Regions from separate parts of the Homo sapiens genome. Here all the other regions are linked to region 1. A link is a contact called in ENCODE Hi-C or POLR2A ChIA-PET data. All regions are on one chromosome and are shown on one strand. Each heading gives the region's core, a stretch centred on a gene start or an enhancer-like site at or near the end of the contact. The rest is flanking DNA. Distances are from core to core; before and after follow the strand shown.

What was found. Hi-C counts contacts between places; a loop is a spot of excess contacts on that map. ChIA-PET counts read pairs that join two places held with the same protein, here RNA polymerase II (POLR2A). Pooled maps may share reads with other maps.
Region 2: a loop to region 1 is called in a pooled map, with 13 times the contacts of the local background. The contact joins the promoter of ZNF483 here to the promoter of KIAA1958 in region 1. A Hi-C loop is called at or near these places in 1 of 168 maps with a recorded cell type or tissue (naive thymus-derived CD4-positive, alpha-beta T cell) and 4 of 50 pooled maps. POLR2A ChIA-PET finds 5 or more read pairs at or near these places in 2 of 52 experiments (H1 and activated CD4-positive, alpha-beta T cell).
Region 3: a loop to region 1 is called in a pooled map, with 8 times the contacts of the local background. The contact joins the promoter of CDC26 here to the promoter of KIAA1958 in region 1. A Hi-C loop is called at or near these places in 1 of 37 single-sample maps with no recorded cell type and 8 of 50 pooled maps.

Annotation. Positions count from the first base shown.
Region 1 is chr9:112,483,680-112,488,076 of GRCh38, reverse strand. It overlaps KIAA1958, which reads right to left and starts at 1,250. Exons shown (of 4, transcript NM_133465.4): 1 at 959-1,250. It overlaps HSDL2-AS1 (HSDL2 antisense RNA 1), which reads left to right and starts at 433. Exons shown (of 5, transcript NR_171779.1): 1 at 433-1,098; 2 at 1,536-1,687. RefSeq lists silencers at 652-1,141, 1,222-1,281 and an enhancer at 1,712-1,771.
Region 2 is chr9:111,522,604-111,527,000 of GRCh38, reverse strand. It overlaps ZNF483 (zinc finger protein 483), which reads right to left and starts at 1,822. Exons shown (of 6, transcript NM_133464.5): 1 at 1,739-1,822. RefSeq lists enhancers at 659-1,158, 1,270-1,469 and a silencer at 1,570-1,919.
Region 3 is chr9:113,274,107-113,278,503 of GRCh38, reverse strand. CDC26 (cell division cycle 26) reads left to right here and starts at 2,932. Exons shown (of 4, transcript NM_139286.4): 1 at 2,932-3,122. PRPF4 (pre-mRNA splicing tri-snRNP complex factor PRPF4) reads right to left here and starts at 2,846. Exons shown (of 14, transcript NM_001244926.2): 1 at 2,734-2,846; 2 at 1,779-1,956. The coding sequence starts at 2,760. RefSeq lists enhancers at 2,859-3,198, 2,966-3,821.

The DNA of each region.
Region 1 (4,397 bases), core at 1-2,500:
ACCTGACTGGCTTGTTAGCTGTTTATTTCGTCGGGAGAGGATTCCGTCTTGCGAATCCTAACGAGTTCGGGAAAAAACAAAACTTTACTCCTAAACTTCAAAACACACACACACACACACACACACACACGCACACACACTAAATACATATAATTGTAAAAATCACAGCCACGTTCATTTTTTTTAAAGTCCCAATCTAAAACCTTAAAGAAAAAAAAAGACTTGAAGGAACCAAAAACATTCTTTGATTTTGGTTTGACGTTGTTCAGTCCAACCTCCTCCTACCCAGGGGAATACATTTCTCGATATATTTGATAACAAACACAAATCACTGTGCGCAGCCTCAGATGGGGGTGGGGGGGCGGAAGAGCCTTTTGGAGAAAGCCCTCCTCCGTTAGAAACAATAAATAAGGGAGCGAAGCCATGCACGTTCCTTCACACACGCCCCAAACGCACCTCGGCGAGCCACCCGAGGAGGAAAACTAGTGGGGCAGAGCCCTGAACCACCTCTCTTTCTCCATAAGCATCTCAAGACTTGGAAACTAAGAGGACAGACCTTTTCCTCCTCCTTCCCGCCCTCCTTCCCACCTCCGACAGACCCAAGAGCAGGAGCGGGGGCGCCAGCCCCACGCACTGCGCCTGCAGCCGCCGCTGAGACCCGAGCTGCCGGGCGGCGGGGCGGCCCGGGGCAGGCGGACCGGAGCCGCCACCGGGGGTCTCTGCGCCTCGCACCCCCAAGCCCGGCGCTGCCGACGAGCGGCCGCCCGGGTCCCTGCCCTCGCTCCGGCCTCGCTCCCCCGAGAGGAGACAAAAGGAAGGTTCAGCCGGGTCACCGCGCGGCCGCTGACGGGGAAGCAGAGTCGACCCCGGCGCGGCCGCCCCCCACACAAAGGGGCTCCCCGCCTGGGTCGCGGCGTCGGCGCACTCGTCCCCGCCCCGCGCGCGGGCTCTCACCCACCTGCAGGTGTCTGTGCGTCTGTCCATAGGAACGCGGTCGGCGCGGGGGGGCCTGCGAGAGCCGGGCAGCCCGGGCTGGACGGGACGGGCCGAAGGGGCGCGAGGGCGGGAGGAGAGCGGCCAGAGGGCCGGGCACCAAAGGTAAGTGGAGCGGGGAAGGCGCCCGGCGGGCGGCGGACCGAGGAGCGGGGCGGGGGGCGGGGGCGCCAGCCTGGCTCGGCCGACCGCCGCGCGCCGCTCCGTGCGCCCCGAGCTCCGCGCGCCCGGCTCGGAGCGCGGCGGGCGGGCAGGGGGCGGGGCGCGGGCGGGCCGGGGCGGGGCCGGCGAGCGGGGCGGGGGCTCGGACCCCGGGCTCCAGCCGGCACCGGAAACGCGCCGTGGTCGGCGAGACCCACAGGAAGTGTGTAACGACACCTCCTACGGCACGCACCGAGCTCGCAGTCGTTGCTGCCCCGAGGAGGTGTAGATCGAGCCTCCTGCCGCACACACGTTCGCACGCGGCGGCCGGCGCGCTGGACCGAGAGGTTGGAGCAATCCATCCTCCGCGCGCACGAGCTCAGTCCCTACTGCCCCGACAGGTGTGGAACCCGCCGTCCCCGCTATGGTCCGAGGAAGTGTACAGCACTGCTCCCTACTACACGTCCTGGGCCCGCGGTCCCCGATGCCCCCCGGAGCTCTGTGCACCTCCACTGAAACGCAAGGAGCAGACAGAACCTACACCATCCGTGAGGTGTGTGATTTCCCTTATAACGCATTGAGTAGAGTTACCTCTCCGCCCAGGGATGTGCATTAACACTTTCTACCGAGATACTACGTACAGCCCATAGTCACCGCTGCCCCGTGAAGGTGCCCAACAACCACCTGTAACACACACACCCCTATCCCATCGAGGGAGCGGGGATGCTTAATGATACCTAAAATACACTAAAACTAGGTCCTCCAGCAAACCAGAGACACAAGAACACCACCTACACGACTCAGCACAGCAAAGATGAAGCTGGACTTGCTAGGTGCTACCAGGCTTGGTCCACCTTTATTTTACCTAACACTTTCGTAGTACTTGCTGTGTGCCCACAGTTTGCACTGAGTACTTAGCGAATATTAATTTATTTAATCCTAAGAACTCTACATAGTGGGTGCTATTAACATTGCCATTTTATGATAAGGAAACTGAGGCACAGAGAAATTAAGAAATTTTTTCAACATCACATAGATAGTAGCTAGAGGAGCCTGGATTCATTCCGGACAGTCTGGCTTCAGAGTCTGCTCTTAACTCCCTTTCTATTTACAGCACTGACCATCTCCAAAACAGTAATCATGGTAATAAATAACATTTACACCATATCTGTCAGGCCTTACGTAGTGCCCACATCTTGGCCTCACCTCATCTGTGACAGGCATACCCCAGTCACTTGTACCCTTGGAGTAGGTAAGGGAAGAGAAGAATATTTTTGAGGGAGAGAAAGAAGCTAACTTCTTAGCAAAGGAGAAAATATCCAGGGTCGTCCAGAATCCAAGCAGGTAACTTCATTACCACATCAAGCATGTTCTCTTTTAGGTAGCTTCTGCCAACCCCTCTCCATCTCTAGAGCTGATTCCGGTTGATGTTCTTAACACCTTCCTCTATCAACACTCTTCCAGGTCTAGGCTGAAATTTAAAATCTGTGTAAATGTTGACACAATAATGTTTGTACAAACAAAAAAGACCAAAAATGAAAACCCCCTAGTTAATTGCTGCATATTCTAAAGATGGGATCTTGTGGAGAAATTGGAACTCTTATGCAATGCTGATAGGAATGTAGATGGTACCACCACTATGCAAAACAGTGGGGAAGTTCCTCAAAAAACTAAAACTAGAGCTACCATATGATCCAGCAATCCCACTTCTGGGTAAATATCCAAAAGAATTGAAAGCAGGATATCGAAGAGATATTTGCACATTCATGTTCATTGCAGCACTATTCACAATAGCCAAGAGGTTGAAGCAGCCCAAATGTTCATCAACAGATGAAGAGATGAATGAAAATGTGATATATACATATAATGGAATATTATTCAGCCTTAAAAAGGAAGGAAATCTTATCACAGGCTACAACATAGATGAACCTTGAGGATGTTGTGCCAAGTGCAATAAACCAGTCACAAAAGGACAAATACTGTTATGATTTGACCTATATGAACTATGTAGAGGTATGTAAACTGTGGGATTATGTCAAACTTGTGGAAACAAGACGGTAGAATAGTGGTTGCTAGAGGGTAGAGGGAGGGGAAAATGGTGATATAATGTTTACTGGGTACAGAGTTTCAATTTTGCAAGATGAAAAATTTCTAGAGATGTTACACAATAATGTAAATATAACACCACCGAACTGTACACTTAAAAGTAGTTACAAAGGTAAATTTTAAATTGTTTTTGCCACAATCAACTTCAAAACAAATCTAATTTTATTTGTTTAAAGGATATTTCACTACAATGAATTTTTTTAATGATGCAGGCATCCAACCATGATGAGGTACCTTGTTGAACAAACTAACTCTGCCACTGAGAACGATGAAAGCTGTTTAAAAAAATAAATAAGTCTGTTTAAAACAATTGGAGAGCAACCCTGTCATCCAAGGCTTGAGAGTCCACGAGCCCCCCAGGAAGAAGAGAAATACTCTGAAGTGAGTCCTGCATTCTCAGCCGCTTTTCCTTCTCAGGGCATTGTTGATTTGTGTCTAGGAGTGTAGAAGTCAGAAAGAAGCACCCTAGAGCTTACCGGCAGTCTTACTGGCCTGGAGATACAAAATTTGGAGTCAGGTCTATTAAGGCAGCTAGGACTTGAAAAACGAAGATCCTAGAGAAAGCAATCACAGTAAACCTAGTGGGTTGGCTGAGGGCCATAATCCCGGCACTTTGGGAGGGTGCGGCAGGAGGATTGCTTGAGGCCAGGAGTTTGAGACCACCTTGGGTAGCATAGTGAGACCCTCGTCTCTACAAAAAGAAAAAAAAATTAGCTGGGCATGGTGGCCCACATCTCTAGTTCCAGCTACTCAGGAGGAGTAGAGGAGAAAGAGAGAAGAAAGGAGACCTGTGAGATTATGCTTTTATTAGGTCTATAGGCATTATGCCCTTAAAAAACACATGCACAAAGGAGAGGAACTTATTTCCAAGACTCTGGTGTTAACCATTAGGTTTTTGTTTTGTTCTGTTTTGTTTTGAGACAAGGTCTCCCTCTGTTGCCTAGGCTGGAGTGCAGTGGCGTGATTTCAGCTCACTGCATCCTCTACCTCCCTGCCTCAGTCGATCCTCATGCCTCAGCCTCTTGAGTAGCTGGGACTAGAGATGTGGGCCACTACGCCCAGCTAATTTTTTTTTCTTTTTGTAGAGACAGGGGTCTCACTGTGTTACCCAGGGTGGTCTCAAACTCCTGGCCTCAAACAGTCCTCCTGCCGCACCC
Region 2 (4,397 bases), core at 573-3,072, 960 kb after region 1:
AGCCTCTTGAGTAGCTGGGATTATAGGCGCCCACCACCATGCCTGGCTAATTTTTGTATTTTTAGTAGAGACGGGGTTTCGCCATGTTGGCCAGGCTAGTCTTGAACTCCTGACTTCAGGCGATCCACCCACCTCAGCCTCCCAAAGTGTCAGGATTACAGGCGTGAGCCACTGTGCCCAGCCATAATTTTCTTTATAGTCAAAAACCAGGGAGCTACTTAAGGGTTAAGGAAACAGTTGCTTTAGATTGAATACTCCTCCTAAACAAAATGTTATCAGAAAAGGTTCACAAGGGGACCCAGTCACAAAGCTATTTAACAACTCCTACCCTTTCTTAATGAAAGGGCACACATTTCTCACTAGTTGCTCAACTCAGAAGCCCAATTTAATATTTGACTTTCAAATTTCTCTTCCTCCTTACTTCTCCCATCAATCGCCAAGTTCTGGCGATTTTATTTCCTAAGAACCTCTCCATTCTATCCTTCTGAAACTGCCTAAGTACAGGGTTCTTCACTCCAGTCTCACACTGTGGCCAAAAAATTCCTTCTAACATGCAAAATATGATCTTATCACTCCCCGGCTTACAGTCCCTCACCAGCCACCGAACTGTCTCTCGATAAAGTTCACATGCAGGGACCATGGCATTGTGATCTAGAGACACTGTCTGATGACCTCACCTCTTGAGCTCTAGCTACCCGATTGACACTACAGCCATAAATTAGTATCTCCTCTCTCTCTACATACTCTCCTAGCCTTTGCACCAAGGCTATTCCCTCTCCTCGGAATGTTGCTTTCTTTCTCCTACCAAACTTTTATTCGTCTTTAAAGCCTGACTCCTTTCAACTGTCACTTCTGGTGTGATGCTCTGCTTGATCCCAAAGCACTCCTTTGCACACAGACTGCCCTGTGTTGCATTCATTCATTCATTCTATAAGTGACGGAGCAACTACAATGAGCTGGAACGAGACCAGGGGCCATGAGCTGCGGGGCCAGGCGTGGACAGGCCTGAAAGGGTCCTCACGCTCACAGAGGGTCCAGGAAATGACAATACAGCCGGAGCGGGACTACAATGCGACAAGTGAAGGATGTGACAGCCTCGCATTGCAACTACCATACCAATAACAACCCACTTCCGAGTACAGCGCCCGGCACACAGCAGCATGACGTCATTTATTCCTCTGCCAAATATTAGGCGCCCACCACGTACCTGGCGCCGTGCTGAGCACCTGGGGCTCCGCGATGACTAAGACACTCGGCTCCGTCTACAGGGAGTTTACATAGGAGGCCCGGTGAAAATGTGACGCAGCCAGAGGATCTCAACCAGAGGGAAGAAAAAAGGAGAGATTTCACCCCCCAGCGGTCCTCTGGCAATGTCTGGACACATTTTTGGTTAGCTCGACTAGGACGAGAGGTGGTACTGTTATCTAACGGGCAGAACCAGTGACGCTGTTAAACATCCTGCCACAACGGGAGAGCCTCCCCCTCACCGCCACACCACAAACAAAACAAGGCATTATCCCGCCCAAAATGTCAACAGTGCCCAAGTGGCGCAGGGAGGGATGGAGGGAAGCCAACAGCCCCATCCCGCAGCGGAGTGCGCACCTCCCACAGAAGCAGCAGCAGCGCAGCGCACAGCCCGTTGGTAGGCTGCTCCCGGCCCCCATCCCGCCCCAAGTGCGCCCTCGGAGCCGGCGACCCGGCCACGGCCCCGAAACTCGGGGCCCGGGACGACCAGTACCTGCATCAGCATCCGCAAACAGCACCAACGCCACCGCAAAGAGCTTCCAGAAGCTTGTCCCGCAGCGAGTGCGCGCGCAAGCCTGCGGGAACCACTGCGCCTGCGCAGAGGCGCTGAACCGGACTCCCCGAACGCGCTCGTGCAGCTTTCCGAAAGTCCGCGCTTTCCATAGGCTCCCACCTGCCTGTTGCGCATGGTCACTGGGAAGCGGCTAGTGGGCTCGGCTGCAGAATTATTGCTGCGCCAGAGGCTCAGAGGCCTAGAATCGTATGAGGTTTGCAGATCCAGGAGGCTCCATCTGTTTAGTAACCTCAGACCTTCCCTACCCGCTCCCATCACTTCCATTCCCTGAAATCTAAGGTGGAAAAATCCACCGCAGAAGCATATTACCGATGCATTTAATGCAAGCCATAATTAATGCCACAACTTGAGTTAAACACATATTAATCTTATGACTTCCACACCTGCCCCCATGGTCCAGTCCACCCTCATGGCTCACCTGGATTATTGCAATAGCTTCTTGATTATACCTTACTTCTCTTGGCTATTCTCCACAGCCAGACGGACGTTTTAAAAACGTCAAATTATGACCCTCCTTTGCTTAAAACCCTGCAATGGTTTCCCATTTCACTCAGAGTTAAAACCCAAGTCTTTATAGTGGCCTACAAGGCCTGATGGAATCTAGCCCCTGTAACCTCCCGCACCTCTTCCCCACTTTCCTGCTCCAATCTTGATAGACCCCTTCCTCTTCTTGTAACCTGCCAGGTACTTCCGGCTGACCTGCTCCTTCCCTAAGTGGCCATACGGCCCGCTCTCTCATCCCTTCAGGTCTTCTCAATGAAGCTCTCCCACCATTCCACTTAAATAGGAATCCCACCTTACTCTTGTTTCCTCTTCTAACATGCCCTATAGGTTTGTTAATTTTTTTTTTTACTACTTGTCCGCCTTCTCCAGTAGAATACTAATTTCAGAAGAGTAAGTATTTTTATTTCATTTGTTCTAGGTTGTGTGTTTAGGTCCTGGAACAGGACTTGGCCCATGGCAGGCACTCAATAGATATTTGTTGAGCTTATGAATGAGTATTTGCATGGATTATTGGGGGCATTGCAAAAAGGGCCAAAGAACTCCAGAAAAATTGTTTGGAGGGTTCTAATAACTGGATGATCCCTGAAGGGGTGGAGTTAGGAGAGAAAGACTAGATTCATTCTAGACTGAAGGAGCAAGGTGATTCAAGGCCCTGAGACTTCAAAAGGGCAGAGCAAGCTCAACTAAATGAACCACTCCTCTCAAAAGGAGTGGGCTTATCACAGGCAGCAAGTCAAGCTGAAGAGACAGGGCTGAGAATGGCCGGGCGCGGTGGCTCATGCTTGTAATCCCAGCACTTTGGGAGGCTGAGGCGGGTGGATCACCTGAGGTCGGGAGTTTGAGACCAGCCTGACCCACGCGGAGAAACCCTGTCTCTACTAAAAATACAAAAAATTAGCCAGGTGTGGTGGCACATGCCTATAATCCCAGCTACTCGGGAGGCTGAGGCAGGAGAATCACTTGAATCCGGGAGGTGGAGGTTGTGAAGAGCTGAGATCAGGCCATTGCGCTTTAGCCTGAGTAACGAGTGAAACTCCGTCTCAAAAAAAAAAAAAGAGAAAAAAAAGAAACAGGGCTGAGAATGAAGACAAAAGTTTTCTCAGTCCCGAGTCCCATGGCATATTCTCCTTTACCCACCTCCCCTTGGCTGGCTTTAGACGCATCAGGAAGAAGCTGGAGAAGGCAAAGGAATAGGAAATGTCTATTGGCTCATTATTTTAACCAGGCAAGTCAGAGGCACTTTACTTAGTAAAGCTTACTCAAGCTTTACTGTACTTTAGAATCACATGGTGTTCTTTATTTGAATACAGATTTTGGAACCTTCTGGCCCTCCCCACCCATCAACTTGTTGCAGGTGATCTTGTATTTTGAGAAACACAGTACTAGTTGAAATATTCTGTAAGTAAATGACATGCTACCTATGAATAAATTACCAGGAAAGAATGGCATCTTTTTGGAACTGGTAGTCAAACTATAACTTTTGATTAAAAGTAACCATCATGGTAAGGAGTGATGGACTGTGCATCAGGAAGGAAGCAGGAAACTACAAATCAGTTCCACTGGTAAGCAAGCTGGTGGGATCTCTAAACAGGAAAACATACTTAGGAGAACTTTAAGTGAGCTGTTTGTTTGTTCGTTTAACTGTTCTGGTTTCAGTATGGACAGTAGATTAGAAAGAAGTAACACCAGAGATAAAAAGACTTTGTCTTATCATAATCCAGGTAACATGATGGTGACATAAAATGAAGGTGGTTTAAAAGGTGATGGAAGGGCCGGGCTGGTGGCTCACGCCTGTAATCCCAGCACTTTGGGAGGCCGAAGTGGGCGGATCACGAAGTCAGGAGATTGAGACCATCCTGGCTAACGCGGTGAAACCCCATCTGTACTAAAAATACAAAACTTAGCCGGTCATGGTGGCGCCTGCCTGTAATCCCAGCTACTCAAGAGGCTGAGGCAGGAGAATCACTTGAACTCAGGGGGGCAGAGGTTGCAGTGAGCTGAGATTGCGCCACTGCACTCCAGCCTGGGCGACAGAGTGAGACTTCATCTCAAAAATAAAAAAAAAAAAAAGAAA
Region 3 (4,397 bases), core at 1,683-4,182, 790 kb before region 1:
TGAGAGTTCCACAACTATAAGGATTTCTGGATAATCTAGCAATAGTTTTGAAACCCACACCAAAATACAAGTGTGATAAAAAATGAGAGGTACAGTGGTGACGTTATGTTTAAAAACAGTATTAAAAGTTTAAAAAGTCACTAGGCTACAGTGCATGTGTTTAGAAAATGTGTGGGAGGATCAATAAGAAACCTGACAGATGTCCCTACTGCAGAGGAGTCTTCATTTTATGCCCTTTGGCATTGTCTGAATTTCTTAGGACAAATATGCATAATTTTATTTTTAAAATATAGTAGACCTCTCATTACTGACATGGAAAGATATCCTCAATGGTATATAAATGAAAAATGGGGGTTATACAACAATTTACGTATTGTGTTTTCATTTATGGAAAAAATTACATACTTTTTAGCTGTATTAAAATTCTCAGAAAGATATACAATCAATTAATTTTAAAAATACAGGATTTTCTACTTCACACATTTATACATTGATCTTTTAAAAGAAAATAACTTTTTTTTTTGAGACAGGGTCTCGCTCTGTTGTTCAGGCTGGAGTGCAGTGGCACAGTCATGACTCACTGCAGCCTTGAACCCCCACCTCAGAACCCCAATTAGCTGGGAATACAGGCACGTGTCACCATGCCCAGCTAATTTTCTACTTTTTGTAGAGATGGGGTATCACTATTTGCCCAGGCTGGTCTTGGATTCCTGGGCTCAAGCCAGACTCCCGCTTCTCAGCCTCCCAAAGTGCTGGGATTACAGGTGTGAGCCACCAGGCTTGGCCACTATTACTTTTATAATAAAAAAAGATAGCTCAGTCAGGTGCAGTGGCTCACGCCTGTAATCCCAGCACTTTGGGAGGCCGAGGTGGGCGGATCATTTGAGGTCAGGAGTTGGAGACCAGCCTGGGCAACATGGTGAAACCCAGTCTCTACTAAAAATACAAAAATTAGCTGGGTGTGGTGGCGGGCACCTGTAATCTCAGCTAATCGGGAGGCTGAGGCAGGAGAATCCCTTGAACACAAAAGGCAGAGGTTGCAGTGAGCCAAGGTTACGCCACTGCATTCCAGCCTGGGCAAGAGAGTGAGACCCTGTCACACACACACACACACACAAAAAGATTTCACTTTGGGTAAAAAATAATTACAAAACTTCAAAAGGGAGAATATCATGAACCACTCTAGCTGCAAACCAATGCCAGAACTATGTTAGATCTCCAGAAGACAAATGGAATCAATCTGAATCCAAATGTACACTGAATTTTTGATAAGACTGCTCACTCATAGAAGAAAAACTATATAACAGATTGTAAGAAAAAGGCTCTCTGCATGATAATAAGGGGGTAGGCAAAATACAGCCTTATAGCTGCAAGTTTAAGAATTGAAATTCTGCCGGGCACAGTGGCTCACACCTGTAATCCCAGCACTTTAGGAGGACGAGGCGGGCGGATCACAAGGTCAGGAGTTTGAGACCAGCCAGACCAACATGGTGAAACCCCATATCTACTAAATATACAAAAATTAGCCGGGCGTGGTGGTGTGCGCCTGTAATCCCAGCTACTCGGGAGGCTGAAGCAGGAGAACTGCTTGAACCCGGGAGGCGGAGGTTGCAGTGAGCCAAGATCGCACCACTGCACTCCAGCCTGGCGACAGAGCGAGACTCTGTTTAAAAAAAAAAAAATTGTAATTTTTTGACATTATAAAACTGTGGTATTTAAGTTTAGAAAGGTATTCATTACACAAAGAGGTAAAGATGGGCTCACAATTTGCATCTTACCAGAGGTTATATTAATATTTCCAGCTTCGATCCCTGCTTTAAGTCCGTCTTTCCCCAAAATCCCAGACTCTCCTTTGGCCAGACGCTCCCTCTCCTTCTCTTCCAAACTTCCATAATAGATGTGTGGTTTCTTCACGACCGGAGCAACTAAGTCGTCGGGTGCTTTAGTTTTGGTTGCCTGCTAAATCAAAGATCTGCATTAAACTAAGGTTTAATCTTGGCAATTTACCGGACTTCACCAGAGGATGAAGCTCACCCTGAGTTTCACAGTCCTGTTTCCTCTGTAATTGAAAGGACAAATTGGACACTACTTAAGACGCTCTTCATTGATTTGAGGAGGTGAAGGTAGGGTGAGGGTGTTTCAGTCCCTCACTTTGGTTGATGGGATTAATAAAACTAGTGAGGTTCTCTCGGGTATTTTCCTATGAAAGGTTTGCTCTGAAATCTGTTTACTTCATTCCGTTGGAAGTGTTCAATCTCGTGTTTTATGCTTCCCGGATTACTGCTTATCACTGGGGAAATACTAAGGATAGATGAAATAACCAACGCGGTGCTAAAGGATAACAAGTTACAACATTACAAGTGTATACATTTCAAACGTTCCTAGACGTGAGGTAGTAGGAGTTAGTAGGTCTCATTAAAATTCTGAGATCTGCCAAAGGCATAAACCTTGGCCAAGACACTTCCCTATTTCAGAGCACCGTTACTGGATGAGTCGGAAGAGATGCTTGCCCTTTGGGGCTGTAGTGGGAGAGGTGCAAATAAGCTACAGTCCACGAAAGCGCTTAGGGATCAGGAAAACGGTGGTCCGCTGTGTAGGACACCGCTGAGTCCCGCAGCCTTCCTCCTCAGCCCTCCACCGCCTTCTCCCGCTCCTTAACGGCCCCTTCCCGCAGAGATCCCCTTCCCCCTTAGCGCTCCCTGCCAGAGTGAGCTGGGATCCCGGGCTCTGTACCGTGGAAGAGGCTCGCGAGGAAGCCATGCTGGGCTCTGGAGCCGCGAGGCCCCAGCGAAACCCGAACACTCCCTTTCAGACCGTCCACCGCGCGCCCAGCAGAGGGGAAGTGCGTCACTGACAGGAAGTGCGTCACTGACAAGACGTGGGCCAAGAGGGGTCACCGCCCCCGGAGCGGCGCGGAGCATGATGGAAGTCGTAGTAGGAAATGGCGTCGTGGCATTGAGGGGCATCCCTCCTAGAACCTCCAGGAAAAGCTCGCGGAAGACGAGGTTCTGCGGAGAGAGAGGCTCCAAGCAGTCTGGGAAGTGTAGTCCAGTTGGCTTAGCAGTAGTTTCGTTGGGGGGGAGCCGAGGTTCCGGGAAGGGGCTAGGCCGGCTTGAAAAGAGGTAGGTGAGTCGACTCGCGCGGCTCGGGGCTGAACTCTGGAGCGAGTCAAGGGCTTCCGGGGTCCGCTGTGCCCCCCGGGCGTACGGGGGCGTTTACGTCTTCTTGGAGCCGAGGACCATGTTACCATAGAAACCCTTGCCTGGGCTCCGAGGTACAGGCCTGGAGCTAGGGGACGAGGACTGTTCTCCTCCATGGTCCGGAAGTCTTCCCAGGCTCCCCCTCTGAGCTTGATGGCTCGGCGGTGGATTTGGGCTGCGGCGGGAGATTAAGCTAGAAGAGCCCGCTAGTGCCAAAGTCAAATAAAGACCCGGCGGAGGAGCTTCGGCCTGATTTTGTTGATTTGTCTTCAGCCTGGTCTTTGTATCAGATTGAGAGTAAGATGATGGATAGGAAGGTGTCAGGTAACTCTGTACGTCTCTCTGCCCTGCTGGATGCTGGGGCATTAGAGACGAACAGGATAAGGTTTTTATCCCCACATGGGCGGTGGGAGATCCTCAAAATATTGACGTTTCCCTAGCTGGCCAGATCCTCATGCAACCCCCTAGAACAATTACAGCAATAATAGATGTTATTTATTGAACATTTATTAAATGCCAAATAATATTCCAAGAGCTTACTCTGTATTACGTTATTGACTTCCTACAACAGCAGAGTAGGATACAGATGAGGGAACTAAGGTCTAGTGAGAAATGAAACGAATTGTTCAGGATCGGTGGTGTAGTGGGATTAAAACCTGTGCCCTTTAACCTCTACAGCCAGCACTTTTAACTGTTAATCTATACTGCTCCCTAGTGGCCAGTTTTTTGCAGTTTGCAGAAAAGGTAAAATGTATAGATTTTTTTTTCCCCCTTTTAGGTATCCCTATCCCTCTCTTTCCCTCTTTGGAACTTTGGCTTTCTCTACCATTTGTCTGCATTGGAATCTGGTAGAAGATAATGCCTGATTTAGTACAAAGGAATTTGAAATGTAATGTGCCAGTGTTTTGTGTTGATAATATCACCTGTAGTATCCTAAGCTTCATGGGAGAAGGAACTATTTCTTCCTTTGTATACTTCACAGTCCTTAGTTTCATCCTAGATACGTGTAATAATTTGTATCTGTACATACTTTCAAGGAGTTTTCACTTCCATCATTTTCACTTAATGCTTATCATGTTGACCTTTATAATTTTTATAGGAGGCTAAAATTATTAACCAAACTGAACAGCTTGCTTCGATGACTTCTTTATGTGTGAAATAGGAATCATTTTGTCAACTTCACAGGGTTTTTGTGTT